2 separate regions of the Homo sapiens genome follow, and region 1 is linked to region 2. A link is a loop called in an ENCODE intact Hi-C map of the cell type or tissue named here. Cell type or tissue: heart right ventricle. All regions are shown on one strand. Each heading gives the region's core, and the rest is flanking DNA. Links, peaks and the distances in the headings are about the cores only.

Region 1 (4,000 bases), core at 1-4,000, 360 kb before region 2:
TTTCATCCCTTATCAACAACTGTAAAAGACAAACGTTCCCAAAGCGGCCATTTCAGAGACCTCCTCTTGGGAACGCATTCTCTTCTTAGGGATGTTTCTTGCTGAGAAAAAGAATTCAGCGATATTTCTCCTATTTGCTTTTGAAAGAAGAGAAATATGGCTCTGTTCCACCTGGCCCACAGGCAGCCAGACTTTAAGGTTATCTCCCTTGTTCCCTGAACATCGCTGTTATCCTGTTCTTTTTTCAAGGTTCCCAGATTTCATATTGTTTAAACAATTTGTGCAGTTAACACAATCATCACAGGGTCCTGAGACGACATTCATCCTCAGCTTATGAAGATGACGGGATTAAGAGATTAAAGTAAAGACAGGCATAGGAAATCACAAGAGTATTGATTGGGGAAGCGATAAATGTCCATGAAATCTTCACAATTTATGTTCTTCTGCCATGGCTTCAGCCAGTCCCTCTGTTCGGGGTCCCTGACTTCCCACAACACACATGCATGAGCATATGGTCTGTCTCCTGCCACTAGAATGTCAGGTCTACAAGGGCAGGAACTTTCCTCCGTTCTGTGCATTTCTGTGTCCCCAGTGCCAAGGAAAGGGATAGATGTGAGGCTGGGCACAGTGGCTCACGCCTGTAATTCCTGGCACTTTGGGAGGCCAAGGTGGGCAGATCCCCTGAGGTTGGGAGTTCGAGACCAGCCTGACCAACATGGAGAAACCCTGTCTCAACTAAAAATACAAAATTATCCAGGCATGGTGGTGTATGCCTGTCTTCCCAGCTACTCGGGAGGCTGAAGCAGGAGAATTGCTTGAACCCAGGAGGCAGAGGTTGCAGTGAGCTGAGATTGTGCCATTGCACTCCAGCCTAGATAAGAGTGAAACTCTGTCTCAAAAAAGAAGAAAGAAAGAAAAAAAAAGGGATAGATGCATGGTAGAAGCCCCAGGGGAAAAAAAAATTTTTTTTTTTTTTGAGACAGAGTCTCACTTTGTCACCTAGGCTGGAGTGCAGTGGCGCAATCTTGGCTCACTGCAGCCTCGATCTCCCAGGTTCAAGTGATCCTCCTGCCTCAGCCCTGCAAGTAGCTGGGACTACAGGCATGCACCACCACACCTGGCTAATCACCAGGCATATTTTTTTTTTAGTACTTTTTTAGTAGAGATGGGGTTTCACTACATTGCCCAGGCTGGTATGAAACTCCTAGGCTCAAGCAATCTGCCTGCCTTGGCCTCCCAAAGTGCTAGGATTACAGGTGTGAGCCATCAGGCCCAGCCAAGAAAAAAATTTTTAATCAGCAAAAAGACTGTAACAGAGCCCTGTCCCACATCCTCATCAGAAACCTCTTTCAAGAATGCTGATTATTGCTTGATCCTCTGTCACAAAAGCTAAGAAAGAGCTCATGAAAGGGGTCGGAGTGGCAGCCCACCTTCCCTGGGGCAGAGAGCCTCGGGTGCCAGAGGAGGCAGCAGAAGCTGATCTGCAACCCCTAAGCCAGCAAACCAGAGCCGTGCTTACCAGGACAGCGTATGCACACACATGACAGACTGTGCTCTCCATTCTCCCACCTCCTGGGCTTCCAGGGGCCCACTCACCATGATGCCATTGTGGATGAAGCCACGGCGGTAGCGGGCTGGCTTCAGGTGGGGGTACTCCTCCGTGCTGGTCACGCGGATGCTCCACACCTGCTTCCAAGCCTCGTACAGCTGCACGTGCACGGGGTACACGCCCGAGTGGTGGGGCGCCACTGCATACCCCATGTCTGTGGGAATGCCATGCTCCTAGGGAGAGGATGACCAGGCCAGGGTGAGCATAGGGGTCCTTCCCCTTTGGGCCTTATCCCCCCTTTGTAGAATGGGAGAGAGAAATCAGAGGTTAGGTCGGCATGGCTGCTGGTCTGAGACTTCATGGTAAGATGGGAAGCTGAGGCCTGGGAGGGCAAGGAATGTGCCCAGAATCTCAGTGTGGGCAACTGGCAGAGCTGGGATTAGAACCCAGGTCTCCTGACTCTTGGTCCGGTGCACATGCCTCTAGCACAAAGGACTCAAGTACCCTGTAGTGAGGGACAAGGACGAGGGCCTTTCCTACCTTCTCTTCATTCTACCTAGCACCTAGGGCTCGTTCCCTCCTCATTGACCACCTCTTCCAGCTTTCCAGAGCCTCCCCTTCTAGTAAGAGCTTGGGCACAGGAAACAAATGGCCTGAGTTTAAGTCCCAGCTGGACCTCTTAGTAGCTGGTGTGACCTCCCTGAGCCTTGGTTTCTTGTCTGTAAAGGGGTTATTCTCTTGGGGCTTCAAGGAGACAGTGGCTATAAAGGCAGCTCTCCCTTGGCCCTGGCCCAGAGGTGTTAGTAAAAATCCGTCAGAGCAGACTGCAAAAGCAGCAAGAGGCCAGCAGTCTGGACCTCCAGCCCAGCCCTTAGCCCGCCCCGCTCTGCCCTGCAAGGAATCTTACTCACGACAGCGAACTTCTTGTTCAAGGCCATCTGCTCGGCCAACACGGACTGGTTGTGGAAAAGGTGGGGCTGCATGTGGCTCCACATGTGGGGGAACCACCAGAACTCCTTCACATACGACAGCAGCAGATCATCCCCAGCGTCCTCAGCATTGGTACCTGCAGCAACACAGGCAGCTCAGAACCACCCACTGGGCCATGAGGCCCTCTAACCTGGGCCTGTGCCTGGGGATGGGAGAGCATGGCCAGAGCCCACCCAGGAGCTGCCTGGAAGAGTTATCTGGGCTACAGCACAGGAGCAGACAGAGCCCCAGCCCAGAGCCCTGAATTCTAGTCTAGAGTGTGCCCTTGACTCAGTGGGGGACCTTGGCCAAGACTATCTGCTCTCTAGATCCTTGGGACCATCTGCACAATTCAGGGTCTGGAGTCAATGATCTCAAGGGTTTCTTCTACCTCTGACATACCTGCTCTGATTCTATTCCAATGATCCAAATCAGGTCACTTGTCTTTTATCTAATTATCTATGGAAGCTCTTTGTATATATACAGGATGTTTGACCCTCTATCTCAGACATATTACTATAACCACCTCTGATATGCTAAGGGTTATGAATATAAAAAACAACCAGGTGCAGTGGTTCACACTTGAAACCCCAGCACTTTGGAAGGCCAAGGTGGGAGGATCGTTTGAGCCTAGAGGTTTGAGACCAGCCTAGGCAACATAGTGCAAGGCCCCATCTCTACAAAAATTTTTAAAATATTAATAGCCAGGCATAGTGGCATGCACCTGTAGTACCTGCTACTTGGGAGGCTAAGGCAGGAGGATTGCTTGATCCCAGGAGTTCAAGGCTGCAGTAAGCTGTGATTGCACCACTGTACTCCTGCCTGGGTGACAGAGAGAGGTCCCGTCTCTAAAAATAAATAATTTTTTTTCTTTTTGTTTTGAGATGGAGTCTTACTCTGTCACCCAGGCAGGAGTACAGTTGTGCGATCATAGCTCACTGCAGCCTTGAACTCCTGGGATCAAGCAATCCTCCTGACTTAGCCTCCCAAGTAGCTGATACTACAGGAGCACACCACCACGCCGGGCTATTTTTTCTATTTTTTGTAGAGATGGGGTTTTGCCATGTTGACCAAGGTAGTCCTGAACTCCTGACCTCAAATAATATGCCCACCTCACCCTCCCAAAGTGCTGGGATTACAGGCGTGAGCCACAGCGCCCAGCCAAAAATATATAAAAAATTTTAAAAAGAATATAAAAAATACAGACAGACAACCCAGGATCACTCCTATTTGGCTTTGGGGCTATGTTGCATATACCCCTCCATCTGCTGAATTATTGAATAAATGGTTTTCTTAGAATTCAAGAGAGGTTGTCTCACTGAGGCCTGGGCAGAAGGCAGCTAGGGGGAATGGTCACTGCAGATGACCAGCTGAGGGGTTCTGCCCAGTCCCTGAAGGACAGCAGATGAAGAGAGGACAGCAAGTGAGAGAGCCCCAAAGAGGAAGGAAAGTGCGCACCAAGCAACCTATAGCCCTCACCCT
Region 2 (12,792 bases), core at 3,315-7,314:
ACTGCATGGAGAACAGATTTGCAAGAGGAAGGGGAAGTGCAGGGAGAGCTGCCGTAACCCAGGAGAGAGGGCGGTGCCTTGGCTTCTTTATGAGGCTCAGCCTGGGGCCCAGAGCTGGATTTGAGGACCAGCTGAGGTTAATGTCAGGACTTTCTTTGGGACTGGGATCAGAGGTCTGTCTGGAGAGAATACTAAGAGTCATGCTTGGCCTGGGCTTGTGTGGGGCCTGGCTAAGCACCAGTTTCCTTTATAAGAAGCTGAGCACGTGGCTATAAATAGGAGGCGCACGCAAGCACTTCCAGACCCGCACACGCTCCCACCAGGGCATGGCGGGTCTCTGAAAGACCATCAACCCCTCCCGCCTCTCGCAAGTGTCCCCACCACAGCCCAGCCTTCATCTTCTTGGGTTTCAGCCCTGGCCCTGCCTGTCCCTCAGCACCCCTGTACTAACCACTCACCCGCCCCCATTCTGACGCCTGTCCCCCTCCACCAAGCCCACGCAGCTTGGCAGGACAGCCACTGGGCTCTCCGTGAGCCAAATGGCTTTGTGGAGAATGGGAGGCAGCAGATGTTCCTGGGCAGCTTTTCCCTGGGTTTCCTGCCAGAGCAGAGGAACCACACTGGACGCTTCCATGTCCACTGACCTCAGTCCGCTGCCCAGCATAGCACGGGATAGCCTCGGACTTCAGCCAGGTTTGGCCCCAGGAAAGGGATAAGGGAGTGGCTGCCCAGGCCTTGGCTCCAGATTGGGCCCCTCCTTGGCCTAGAAAATGCAACGCCGGCTCAAAAACAGTTCTGCCTAATGCCACCAGCACTGGAGGCCAACATGGCTCTGAATCCACAGACCCATTGGGTTCACTGGGCTAAAGCTGGAAGCGGTTGTGAGAGTTTAGTCTCCTCGCACTTTACTGAGGAAGAGATCGGGGTTCACAATGGTTGCATGGCAGCTGGAGGGCCAAAGAAGAGGCCTGGTGAGCCCTTCCAGTCCTACCTCCCTGTGTAGTCAGGGTCACTGAGGCCCAGGCAGGCACGGGCCTGCCCAAGGCCATGCCCCATGCCCTAGAGCTCTTGCTGCCTCTCCAGGGTACAATTCCGCATGCTGCCAAATTTAGGGCCCACTGAGCCTGCCATGGAGCCCCCAAAGTGTTGGTAACAGAAGCTTAAATAGCAGACCACCCCTCCATTGCTACTTCTGGGAAAGGAGAGCCCAGACCATGGTGAGGGAAGGCTACTGAGAGCCCCAGGCTGGGGGCCCTTAAAATGCCCAGAGGACTCACAGCCACCCCCAGGAGGACAGGCCTGAGGTAGGGCATGAGGCTCCCTGCCCACCCAGACCTTCGCCTAGGGATGACAGGCAGTGGTCCTGAAGGTGCTTTTTCCTTAGAGTCCTAGCACCCACTCCTGCCTCTTCTGACGAGCAAGCCCAGACCCATGAGAGCCATTTCATAGGTGGGGGGAAATGGGCTCAGAAAGGGCACTTGCAGAGGGCTGTCCTGACTGGTCATGGTATGAACCAGGACTCAGGTTTCTGACCTCAGGCCCAGCTCTTCCACAAGGGAGGGGGTCAGGAGTGAGACCAGATGGAGATAGGGTTTAGCTGCACAATTACTCCTCTCTCTCCTGGCAAGGCTGCCAGTGAAGACCTGGCCCACAGGCCTTGTCACTCCTCTCTGGGCTCTGGAGAGGAGCTGGTGGGCTCAGGAACCCATTGGCCAACTTCTCTCTGGTGGAGCTGCTTGAAACACACAATTTTCGTGCAAGAAAATGGCTCTGCCAAAGAACAAAATGTTTGCTATCACACCGTGTGGCTCAGAAACCAGGGAATCCCATATGCTGTTCCAGGAGTGAGAACTGAAACATCCTCCTTAGCGCCCAACTTGGCGATATCTAGCCTCATTTAACAGGCACATACCCTTTGACCGAAGAATCCCACTTCCAGTAACTGATCCGACCAAGAGCTGCCCAAAGCTCCATCTGTTTCTGATAACACAAGACAAAAAACAATGTACACGTGTACAAGCAGGGAGCTGGTGAGAGAAGGGATGGTGCATTCGTGGAGAGGAGCATTATGCAGTCATTAAAAAGAAATTTCAAAACCCCATATATCCCAGTATGGAACAATTTCTAAGACGTGTGAAAAAAAAAGCAAGACAGAATAGTGTAAATAGTATGTTACCATTTGTGTATAAAAATGGGGGAGACACACACATACCCAAACATAGTTCTTTCTGAAAGAATATACAAGAAGCCAGTAATAGGGGCTGCCTCTGGAGAGGGCACTGGAGGTTGGAAAGCCACAGGTAGGAGGGAGACTTTGGGTTTTTTAAATCTTTATCAAGTGTATGTGTTAATTTGTATTTTTAATGACAGCCCCAGGAGCCCTGGGCTCCAGTCCCAGCTCTGGGCTGGAACTCCCAACTGCCCCAAGATACCTCTGGAGCCTGGGAAGGAGCGGGCAGGGAGGTGTGTGAGAGCAGTGGGGTGGGGAGAGGGCTGGGGATGAATTATTTACAGGCCCCTGGGACGCTGGAGCTAAGGGGGAAGTCCAGGCTCCTATAACAGGTGTCTGCTGAGGGGCGGGCCACTCCCAGCCACCTAATAAGTAATCCTCTGGGCCAGATGCCAGTGTGAATGGGTGGGAGGGAGAATGGGGAGCCCCCTCAGCTCTTCAGGGGTGAGCACAGAGGGGAAGAGCCTTGGGTAACTCACCGAAATGGGAGGCTTTCTCTCTCCAGTTTTGGGATGCGCAGAATGTCCCATCCATGTGGATTAGGCCACCATGAGAGGTAGCAAACTCCCGTCCCCTAATGCATGCACGGTACAGGCCAATGGCTCCCAGTGCCTGACCAGCAGCCTTGGAACTGCCTGGGAAGCTTTTTCACAGTGCAGATTCTGGCCCCAGAAATTCAAATTTAGTGGCGCTAGAATGGGTCTCAAAATTTGGTACTTGAATAGTTTTCCAGGTGACCCTAACGTGTGGTTGGTTGGGCTTTAGCTCCATAATTACTCCTCTCTGTCCTGGCAAGGCTGCCGGTGAAGACCTGGCCCACAGACCTTGTCACCCTTCTCTGGGCTCTGGAGAGGGGCTGTGGAGCCCAACAGAGGTACACTCTGTGACTCCAGAGGTGTCTCGGGGCAGTCAGGAGTTCCAGCCCAGAGCTCCTGGATGTCATTAAAACTAAACCTCTGGGGTTGTGGAGTGCAGCTGCTCACTGGCTGGGTAACCTAGGACAGTCTCCCCACCTCTCTGAGCCTCATTTTCTGTATTTGTAAAATGGGGAAAATTAATATTCTAATAATAGCCAACACATCCATGTGCTGGGCCCTTTGTATACATCTCTCAATGACCCGTGGAGTTGGGCAACTATCACTCTATTTTACAGATGAGAAAACTCAGGGTCAGAGAGGACCACGCATCAGGCAGGTGGGATTCAAAACCAGGTCTATCTGGCCTCAGAAACAGCAGTAGAACCTATCAATCAAATGGTACAAGGTTTCTTGTAGTTCTCTCCAACCCTGCGGCATACAGGGGCTCACTTGAGATAGATGGACAATGTCTAGCATGCAGGAGGTGCATGGGGAAGGGCAGATCTTACTCATTTCCAACAGTTGTGGGATGACCATCTGGCAGGAATGCCAGGGAATGGATCTGTGCAATGGGCGGTCTGCTAGAAATGACCGTTTACTTATAAGGTCCCTTCCAACTTGGAAACGTGAACCTCCCAATGTTTGTTGATTCTCTGATTGTGTTTGTTATTGTAGCTGAAAGAATTCTAAGACCAATTTCAGTCTGAGAGTCTAGACACTGGGCCTGCCCGGGGGGAGGATGGGGACAGGAGCCACAGTGGCCTGCAGTGGGGGCTCCCCATCCAGCCTGGGCCAGGCAAGGACAGAGTGTGGCCTCTGCTCCAGCACAATCAAATGGCCCCTAGGTCAGCACTTCCTTTGCCCTCTTCCTGCCGGGTGTGTGGCCCTGGTGGATGACCAGCTTTGGCCCCCCAAGGCCTGGACCACAAATCCAGCTCTGAAAACCTTTGTGACTCCTCCCTGGGTGGTCCAGCCCCAGCTGGCTGTGCTTCAAGATCCTAACCCCAACACACACATGCAAACAGGCATGCACGTCTGTACACACAAGGGCTTGCTGAAAATGCAGATTCCCAGGCCCCACTCCAGATCTACCACATCCTAATTTCTCTGTCATCTTTAACGAGGCCCCTGTGGATTCTAAACCACCAGCTAAAGTCAGTGGGTCCTGGTCCCAGTTCCATGCCATCTGTGTGGCCTAGAATTAGTTCCTCCTCTCCTCTGGGCATTGGTTTAGCCTGTGCACCAGTCCAAGTGCCCTCGAGACTCTGCAGTTTTGAGCCCTTTGTGCAGCTTTGAGCCTTCCCTTAAAGATCAGACCTCCTGGCCCCCCCTGCCACCTTGCTGCCTGCCACCCCAGGCAACCCCCACAGGGAGCACCTGCCCCACACGCCCTCCAGCCAAGTCCCTCAGAGACCCACACTGCATGCAGCAACAGGCGATGGGGAGCTCACCCGTGTCTGTGATGCCAGCCTAGGAATGACAAACGAAGGGCATAGGGCTTTTGGCAGGAGGGGGCTCAGGGGAGGTGGGAATAGGGTAGCCATAGAATGCTACTGCAAAGAGCCCCCTTTTCCAAGATAAGGAAGCAAGTCCAGAGAGCTTATAGGTCACTTGCTGTGGATGACTGCAAGGCCAATAGGCAAAGGAAAGGGTGGGAAAGAGGGGCTCAGGAGGACTGATCTCACCCCAGATAATACTTGTAGGAGCGCTGCAAGGGTGGCAGGCTGTGGGCCAGCTCAGAGGTGGTGGCACTTCTGGTGAGGGGCCTAAATTGTAGCAGCGTCACACTCTACTGAGGTTTGGGAAAGGCTGGGTGTTTGGGGCGAGCTTCTAGACCTTGCCTGGTGGCAGAGACCTGGACTGTGGTCCAGCCTGGTCATCTTAGTTGAAGGACTTGACAAGTGACTGAATTTCCCTGGGCTTTCCTTCCCCTGCCTGGGGAACAGAATGGCTGTGAGAGCAGTCTGGAAAGGGTAAAAAGCTATGGAGACAAAAAGGAGAAAACAGCTATTTGCAGAAGTGAGCATGTTGGTGGAGTCCCTCGTGAGAGAGAGGAATGTCGCCTAATGGGGAGCCATAGGGCCAAGAACACACTGACCTGGGAGTGGGGAGATCTGGCCGGCCCACCAGCTGGACATGTGATCCCTTATTTGGGCCTGTTTCCCCATCTGTACCACCAGGGGGAGGGCTCTCCACTGTGCCCTAACCTCACCAGCTCTACAATGGATGGATACCCTTCCTGGGACATCAGGCTTTCTGCCTGACCCACAGTTGGGTCCTTGTCTTGGCTGATCTGGCAGTCCCCGGCTGCTAATATCATGGTTCCTCACTCAAGCCCTGAGCAGGGATGAAGCTGGCATGGGAGCGGGGAAAGGGGGACAATGGCCAGGCCAGCCATTTTGGGAGTCCTACAGCCTTAGCCAGATTCTCCTCCCCACTGTCACCCTCCTTCCTAGTTAGAGTTCTTCATCATCTCTGCACCCTCCTCCTCCAGGGCCACCTTTGCATCATCTGCTGCCCTATCTTCTTCATCAAGGTCCACAATCTGACCCAGCTTTGGGAGGTAACAAAGAGGAAGGGACTTTAGAGTCAGACAGAGACCGGTGGCTCTCCCCCAGTCTGGCCATGTGCCAGTGGTATGTCCCCAGGCAAGTTGCTGGACCTCTTTGAGTTTCAGTTTATTTATCTTTAAAATGAAGACATGAATACTTTCTTTATATGGTAGTTATGGAGACCAAAGTAATAACCTACTTAACAAAGTACTTATTAATAAAAACTATGATGATGATGATGATACTACAGAGACAAAGAAGCTGAAAGAGGCAGGAGAGAGGCCAGGCGAGGTGGCTCATGCCTGTAATCCCAGCACTTTGGGAGGCTGAGGTGGGTGGATCACCTGAGGTCAGGAGTTCGAGACCAGCCTGACCAACATGATGAAACTCTGTCTCTACTAAAAATACAATAATTAGCTGGGCGTGGTGGCGTGTGCCTGTAATCCCAGCTACTCTGGAGGCTGAGGCAGGAGAATCGCTTGAATCCAGGAGGCGGACGTTGCAGTGAGCCGAGATTGCGCCATTGCAGTCCAGCCTGGGCGACAAGAGCAAAACTCCATCTCAGGAAAAAAAAAAAAAAGGCAGGAGAGATTCCTCAATGCAAGAACAAGGAGCTTATGCAGAATGGATTTCCATTCTGGGAACTCTTGAGAGAGATTTTTCTGCACTGTCCAATATGACAGCAACTAGCCACATTAATTAAATAAAATATAAAATTCTGTTTCTCAGTCACACTAGCTGTATTTCAAGTGTTCAACAGCCATGTGCAGCTGGTGGCTGCCTACTGGACAGCACAGATACAGAGCATTTCCATCCTGGCGGAAAGTCCTACTGGACAAACGCTGCTAGATCAAACTCCTACCAGGGTCCGGACGCCCACACTGCAGCACACGCCTACTAGCTGCAAAGCAGCCAGTTCTTGCATCTGCCACCCATTTATATCCTTCCTGAGTTTTTCCACAGGGGCACCCTGAGCCCAAGACAGCCATTTAAGATTTACAAACAGCAACTGCATCCCTTCAGGTCTTCTCTGAGGCCGAAGAACTTGAGGCCTCTCTGAACTGTTTCCTGGTGGAGTTTCCAGGCCACTGCCCCCCTGGCCATCTTCCACTAGACTAGTCTGAGAGTGAAGCCCTTGCTACTCCACTGTAGGTGTGGCTCCCGAAGTCTCACGTTCGAGGTGGGGCTGCAGTGAGGGGCTCTGCCTCCAGCCCCTTCCTACCCCTAGCTGGCTGTGTGACCTTGGTGAAGACCCTCCCCTTAGGCCTTGGCTCCCTGAATGCTCTTTGAGGGTAGGGCCATGCCATTTAGCTCACCAGCACCTATCACGTGCCTGACACACACAGTGAGTACTTGATGAATCCTTGGTGAATACATAAAACAAACCTGCTACTTCCTCTGCTTCTTTAACTCAATAAACAGCACCTCCATCCTCCAGCCATTCAGATCAAAAGCCAAGGTGGCACCTCTCAGTCCTGTCTCCCTTGCTCCCCAAGTCCACTCCAGCAGCTGGTGGCTCAGCCTCCAAAGCACAGCCTTCTGTCCATCTCCATTGCTCCTAAAGCTTAGTCCAGCCACTCATTTGATGGAGAAGAAATGTGCTGTTCCGGGGACAGAAATCTTGCATTTGAAAAAATGCTGAACACACTGAGCACCCAATAGATGCTGGTTCGCATTATGATTACCATAATAACTGCTTAGTACTTATTTGATAAATAGTTCATTATCTCCTTCATGGCAGGGGAGGTAGATTAAAAACAAACAAATGAAATAATGACAAACTGGGATTAGCAGCAGGAAGGAAAGTGAGCAATGAGCTAAACCGACTGGTGAGGTGAGGGGAAGAACGCTACTTTACTTAGCTGGGGGAGGTCTCCAGGAACAGGCCACATTTAAGCCAAGACCTGAGGTTGAGAAGGAGGCTTCCATGTCATGAACAGGGAAAGACATTCCAGGGAGAGTGAGCAGTAGGTACAAAGGCCCCCAGGCAGGGAGGAGCAGAGTGAGGGCAGAGAGGGCAGCTCTCTGCATGCAGGTGGACCCGTCTGCCTTGTTCAGGCCATCATCTCCAATGCCTAGGAGCAAGTTCAGGACAGAAGACACTCACTCAGAGAATATTACTGCTTGCCTGCTTGAATGAATGAATGAATGAGAGAGGCACAAGATGGGGCTGGAGAGGCCAGCAGATTCTGTAGGAGAGGGATATGGATTTGGTTTCAAGAACAAAAGGAAGCCATGGGAGGGTGTGGAGCCTAGCTTGCTCCCTCTTTCTGTTGATGGGGGGGATCCATGTGGGGTGCCCCCACAAGCCTGAGGGGTGAGCGTGGCATGGGGAGGGTCTGGCATGCTAACATGGTGACGGCCTTGACTCCAGATGTGAATGTTGTTTCCATATCCCAGGAGCTCCAACACAAAAACCTGAGAGGCCGGCCCATTAAGATAACTTCCTATGGACACACCAGACCCTGCTGCTAACAAACCATTTTGGACCTTCACAATGATTCCCCAAGCTCTGAGCAGCAATATCTGCCAAAGCAGCAGGGAGAAAACACCCAACCAAAAAAAAGCCTTCTGCCACCTTCTAACTGGGTCATTCCCTTTCCCAGCTATATCTGAGCGATGAGGTGTCAAATGTAGCTTCTGCCTGGAGAATCGGTTCTAAACAGCCAGGCCCCTGCTGGGCCCCCTCCTCCCCCAGCCTCTTACAGTACATCCCCTGCCTGGCCTCCTTTCCCCCCAACCTGGCTGGGATGCCCATGGGGAAGGGGGGGTCTCAGGCTCCCCTTCGTGAGTGTGTCTTTATTTCACAGACGATTGCTGGGCTGTAGACTGGGTGTAAACACTGTGCTGCCATGTCCTAGCTGTATGAGCTTGGGCAGGCCACCTTACCCTCTCTGAGCCTCATTATCCTGATCTATAAAATGAGTATACTAGATCCTTACACCACTCAGGGCTATCATGAGACTTAAGTGAGATCACCCATGCAAAGTTATTGGCACAGTGCCTGGCACACAGTAAAGATTTAGCCAATGCCACAGTTATTTGCTTTATCACGAGCTCTTACTATGTGCAAGACAGGGTGAGGATGGGACTGATTAGGACTGGTCCTTGAGGGACTACAGATGGTCAGTGGCAGGGATAAACAAGACAATGAAAGTAGACAGGCAGTGGTAAGTGTCATGAAAACAAGGGCCTGATACAGTGCTTGGGAGGAGGAATCAGGGAGGGCTTCCTACAGGAGACAGCCTCGGAGAAGGAGCAGCATTTGAGCTGGTGAAGATGCAGGAGAGGGAAGGGAGGGCAATGCAGGCCGAGGGACCAGACTAGAGAGGCTGGGAGTGTGAGGTGTGTGCTCCAGTGCACCTGCTGAGGACTGGTAGAGGTGGTCACAGGCACCGATGCCCTAAGCACCTACTGTGTGCCAGCGGCAGGGCGGTGCTTTACAGGCATCTCTTCTGAGATGCAATCCTATTATTATCCTGTTACAGCAGAAGCAGCCCAGGCTCCGAGAAATGATCCAAATTAACTTGTCCGAAGCTATACAGCTTCTTATGGAAATGCAATCCCAGCTCTGAGACTCCCAAGCCCTGGCTCTTAACTTGCCTTATCTAGGCAAAGTAGCAGGAGAATGGCTTCAATAGATGGTTGAGGCCAGTTCTCAAGAAGGCTCTGATTGCCATAGAAATGGAGCTGGATTTTACAACAAAGAAATGGCATAAAAGGCCGGACACGGTGGCTCACGCCTGTAATCCCAGCACTTGGGGAGGCCGAGGCGGGCGGATCACGAGGTCAGGAGATCGAGACCATCCTGGCTAACACGGTGAAACCCCGTCTCTACTAAAAATACAAAAAAATTAGCCGGGCATGACAGCGTGCGCTTGTAGTCCCAGCTGCTGGGGAAGCTGAGGCAGCAGAATGGCGTGAACCTGGGAGGCGGAGCTTGCAGTGAGCCGAGATCGCACCACTGTACTCCAGCGTGGGTGACATAGCAAGATTCTGTCTCAAAAAAAAGAAAAAAGAAATGGCATAAAATGAAATGGCAATTCCATGTCAGTAGGGAGCCACAGAATGCTCTTGAGCAGGGCATGTGCCTTGAGAAGGTAAATATGGCAATGGTTTTAGAAGATAGCTGGAGCAGTACAGAAAGGCTGAAGGTGAGACAGCAGGTTGGTGGCTGTGGCAATGGGCCAAGGGAGAGGACCTGCAATGTGGGGGGAGGGGAGGATTCATATCCTTCATGGGCCTCAGTTTCCCCATCTGAAAGTTGACAGGGTTGGACCAAGATCTAAACCTTGCTCCCACAGTCTCATCCACGTGAACATCTCCCCAGTCCTGAGACCTCAGCCACCCCAATGGGCCATTAACCTGTGGAGCAGCTTTATTCAAAGGAATTGGAGGCTGAGCCTTCCACGGAAGGATGATGCGTAACCATCCTAATGAAAATGATGATATTTAAAACCCTCCTCATGAAAATGCAAAGAGAAAAGGAAAAAAAAAGAACGTCTTGTAGTCATTTCCTATCCTGGCCTCAGTCAAATGATGCTGATCACTCATAACTGATTAATATTGTCTTTTGGAATCGGAGACTGATTGAAGCCCAACAGCCTCTCTCTCATCTTTCCCATTGTCACTGCCCCCTCCTTAGAAGAAACTGAAGTCTTAGTCCCAGCCTCAGCAACCCCACTTCCCCAGGTGAGTTGGGGTACCATCCAAGTGGAGAGACAGAGGCAGCCAGGTTTCCATTGACCTGAACTGCTTGGCTTGACAGTCACAGGTCCCAATCCTAGGGCTGGGACCTCAGAAACCTGTGTGAAAGCCAAGATCTCACCCACTCCCCTGTTCCCCAGAGATGCCTTTTGTCCCTCACACTTGCCCTGTTCATTCACTCAACAAAATATATTGAGCACCTACTAAATGCCATGCACTGAGCTGGGTGCCAGGATGCAGTAGTGGGTTAAGCAGACATAGTTCTGGACCTCACGGGAATGGACAACATACAAACAAGTGTAAGGAAGTGAGTAGATTGGAATTAGTGCTCTGAAGGAAACACAGCAAAGATTCGTGATGGGTGTAGTGGGGAGTCCACTTTGGGAAATGATGGAGGGCTTCACAGAGGAGGTGATGATGAAACTAAGATCTGAAGGGTAAGAAGGTTCCACTCTTGCAAAGAATCAGGGGAAAGAGCTTTCCTGGAAGAGAGAACAGCATGTGCACAAGATCTGCAGTAGGACTTGGCAGGTCTGAGGAACTAAAAGAAGTCTGGAATGGCTAGAGCTTGGAAGCCAAGGTGAGAGCAGCCGGGGATGAGGTCAGGGAGGCAGGCAGGTGCAAATGCTGTAGTCTTGTAGACCTCAGGAAGGAATGTGGGGTTTATCCTACATATGATGGGAAACCATAGGAAAATTCTAAACCAATTCTTCTGACATCTAGCCCAGCTCAGCCCCGCTTGTGTGAAACTGGAACATTCTTCACAGTCTCTGTACCTTGGTTCCCTCGTCTACATGTGTGGTCTCTAACTGTCCAGTTTGTCCACTCTCGAATGCTGGAGGCTCAGAAGTGGGGCAAAAGGGGGCTAGCCAGGATTGGTGGCAGGCTGAAGACCTGGTGGCCAGTGCCAGTGGGGATTAGGAGGGCAGTGGCATGCACTGATCCTCCTTCAGCTGTCCTGGACAGCAGCATTGCACAGGAAGCACCCCTGGAAACCCTATGCCTTCATTGCCCAGAAGGAGAAACTGAGGCCAAAGACAGGAGGGGCTTGGCCTCTCTCTCAGGGAGAGTCAACAGTGCCAACCCAATTCTGCCCCCACTTCAGGAGCACTGAATAGACAGTCAGATGCCCTGGGAAGACAGGCAGCACCTTCTGGCTTCAAGAAGGTCAGGGTTCCTGCATCCTCTGCGGAAGAGGGCTAACCTGGCTCCAGGGAAGTCCCTTTCCTGGAGCCTTGGGAACCCCCAGACCTCCTTCTGCCTTTCCCTCTACTCTCGGAGAGCAAGGAGGGGGAAATGCTTTTTTGCCTGGGGTAGACTCATCTGCCTGCAGACAACAGTTTTCAAGCGACTTTTGAGACCAGAGGATGAGCCAGGTTCAGCAGCTCTCGTGCCCAGAGACACGAGGTGATTTGTATGGAAGCTCCTGGAAACTCCTCCAGGATACCCAGTCCCCTGACCCCCACTGACACACTCCTTTTCCCTTACACAGTGATGGCCTCTCTCCAAGTCCCTACCCATAGGGAACCTCCCCATTCATCTCCAAAGTCACCCCATGAGCAGGAAGCAGAAAGTGGAACACAGGAGCAGGAAACACAGGCTTCCTTCTCCAGAGCCTCACAGACTGGGAACTGCAGGATCCTGAGCACTGGTGCTGCCACCACCTCCTCTCATAGAACACAGGGTTCTTAACCCCGGATTTATGGATAAAGCTTCTGGTAGCCTCCAGAACCCCTGAAATTGCCCAATGATGCAACATTTGTACCTTTCAGCAGATTTTTCAAAGGAGTCCTTTTGTAACTTAAACAAGGGTACAAACCACTGCATAATCTCCCTTCTCTCTAATTTCACAGACAGTAGAACTGAAACCCAGAAAAGATGACTGATTTAAGAGGAGCTGTTGTGTAGAGAATTAGAGCACAGACTTAGTGGTTAGTCCACCTGGGTTCAAATCCCAGCCCCACTAGTTACAGGTTATATGGCCTTGGGCAAGTACTTAAACTCTCTATGCCATAGTTTCTTCATCTTAAAATGGGGGTGATAATAGTACCTACGATGATGTTTTAAGAGTTAAAGGAGTTAATGCATGCAAGATCTTACTTAGGTCATGCCTGGTCCGTTAGTTAAGTGTTCCAAAACATTAGCTGTTATTTAATCAAGGCCACAGAAGCAAGTGGCAGAGTCTGGTTCCCTGCATCTCCCTGGAGGCAGATAGGAGGTTATGTATCCCCGGGACTTCCAAAAAGGGGATATGATTATGGCCAGAACCCGTAGCTCCTGATCAAGGCCAACCCAGCATCTGCCCCGAGGCAAGCTGGGTGTGTGTGGGGAGATGGGGGTGAAGAGTGCGAGGAGGTGGGAGAAGTCCCAGGATTATTCGCAGCTGGGGTAAGGGGAGGAGGGGCTGGACATCAAAGGGTGGGCAGGCCAGCTTCCCGCCCCCAAG

The links. A loop is a pair of places that touch in the nucleus more often than their neighbours do. Peaks named below come from ENCODE experiments on the same cell type or tissue, not always from the same donor. Only the 100,000 strongest peaks of a DNase experiment are listed, where the experiment ranks them.
Region 1: a loop joins it to region 2, with 4 times the contacts of the local background. A loop is called at or near these places in 1 of 110 quality-filtered maps.

The regions. Positions count from the first base shown.
Region 1 is chr5:150,533,482-150,537,481 of GRCh38, reverse strand. NDST1 (N-deacetylase and N-sulfotransferase 1) reads right to left here. Exons shown (of 15, transcript NM_001543.5): 5 at 2,461-2,615; 6 at 1,597-1,782. Among named protein-coding and RNA genes, the nearest start is that of NDST1, 27 kb to the right of the region's middle. RefSeq lists an enhancer at 1-343. In heart right ventricle, for the core only: no CTCF peak of the experiment used is centred there; no DNase peak of the experiment used is centred there; H3K27ac peaks cover 530 bases.
Region 2 is chr5:150,168,204-150,180,995 of GRCh38, reverse strand. The region is part of intron 1 of CDX1 (caudal type homeobox 1); the gene reads right to left. Among named protein-coding and RNA genes, the nearest start is that of CDX1, 7.8 kb to the right of the region's middle. In heart right ventricle, for the core only: a CTCF peak has its summit at 5,249 (motif pointing right); no DNase peak of the experiment used is centred there; H3K27ac peaks cover 1,049 bases.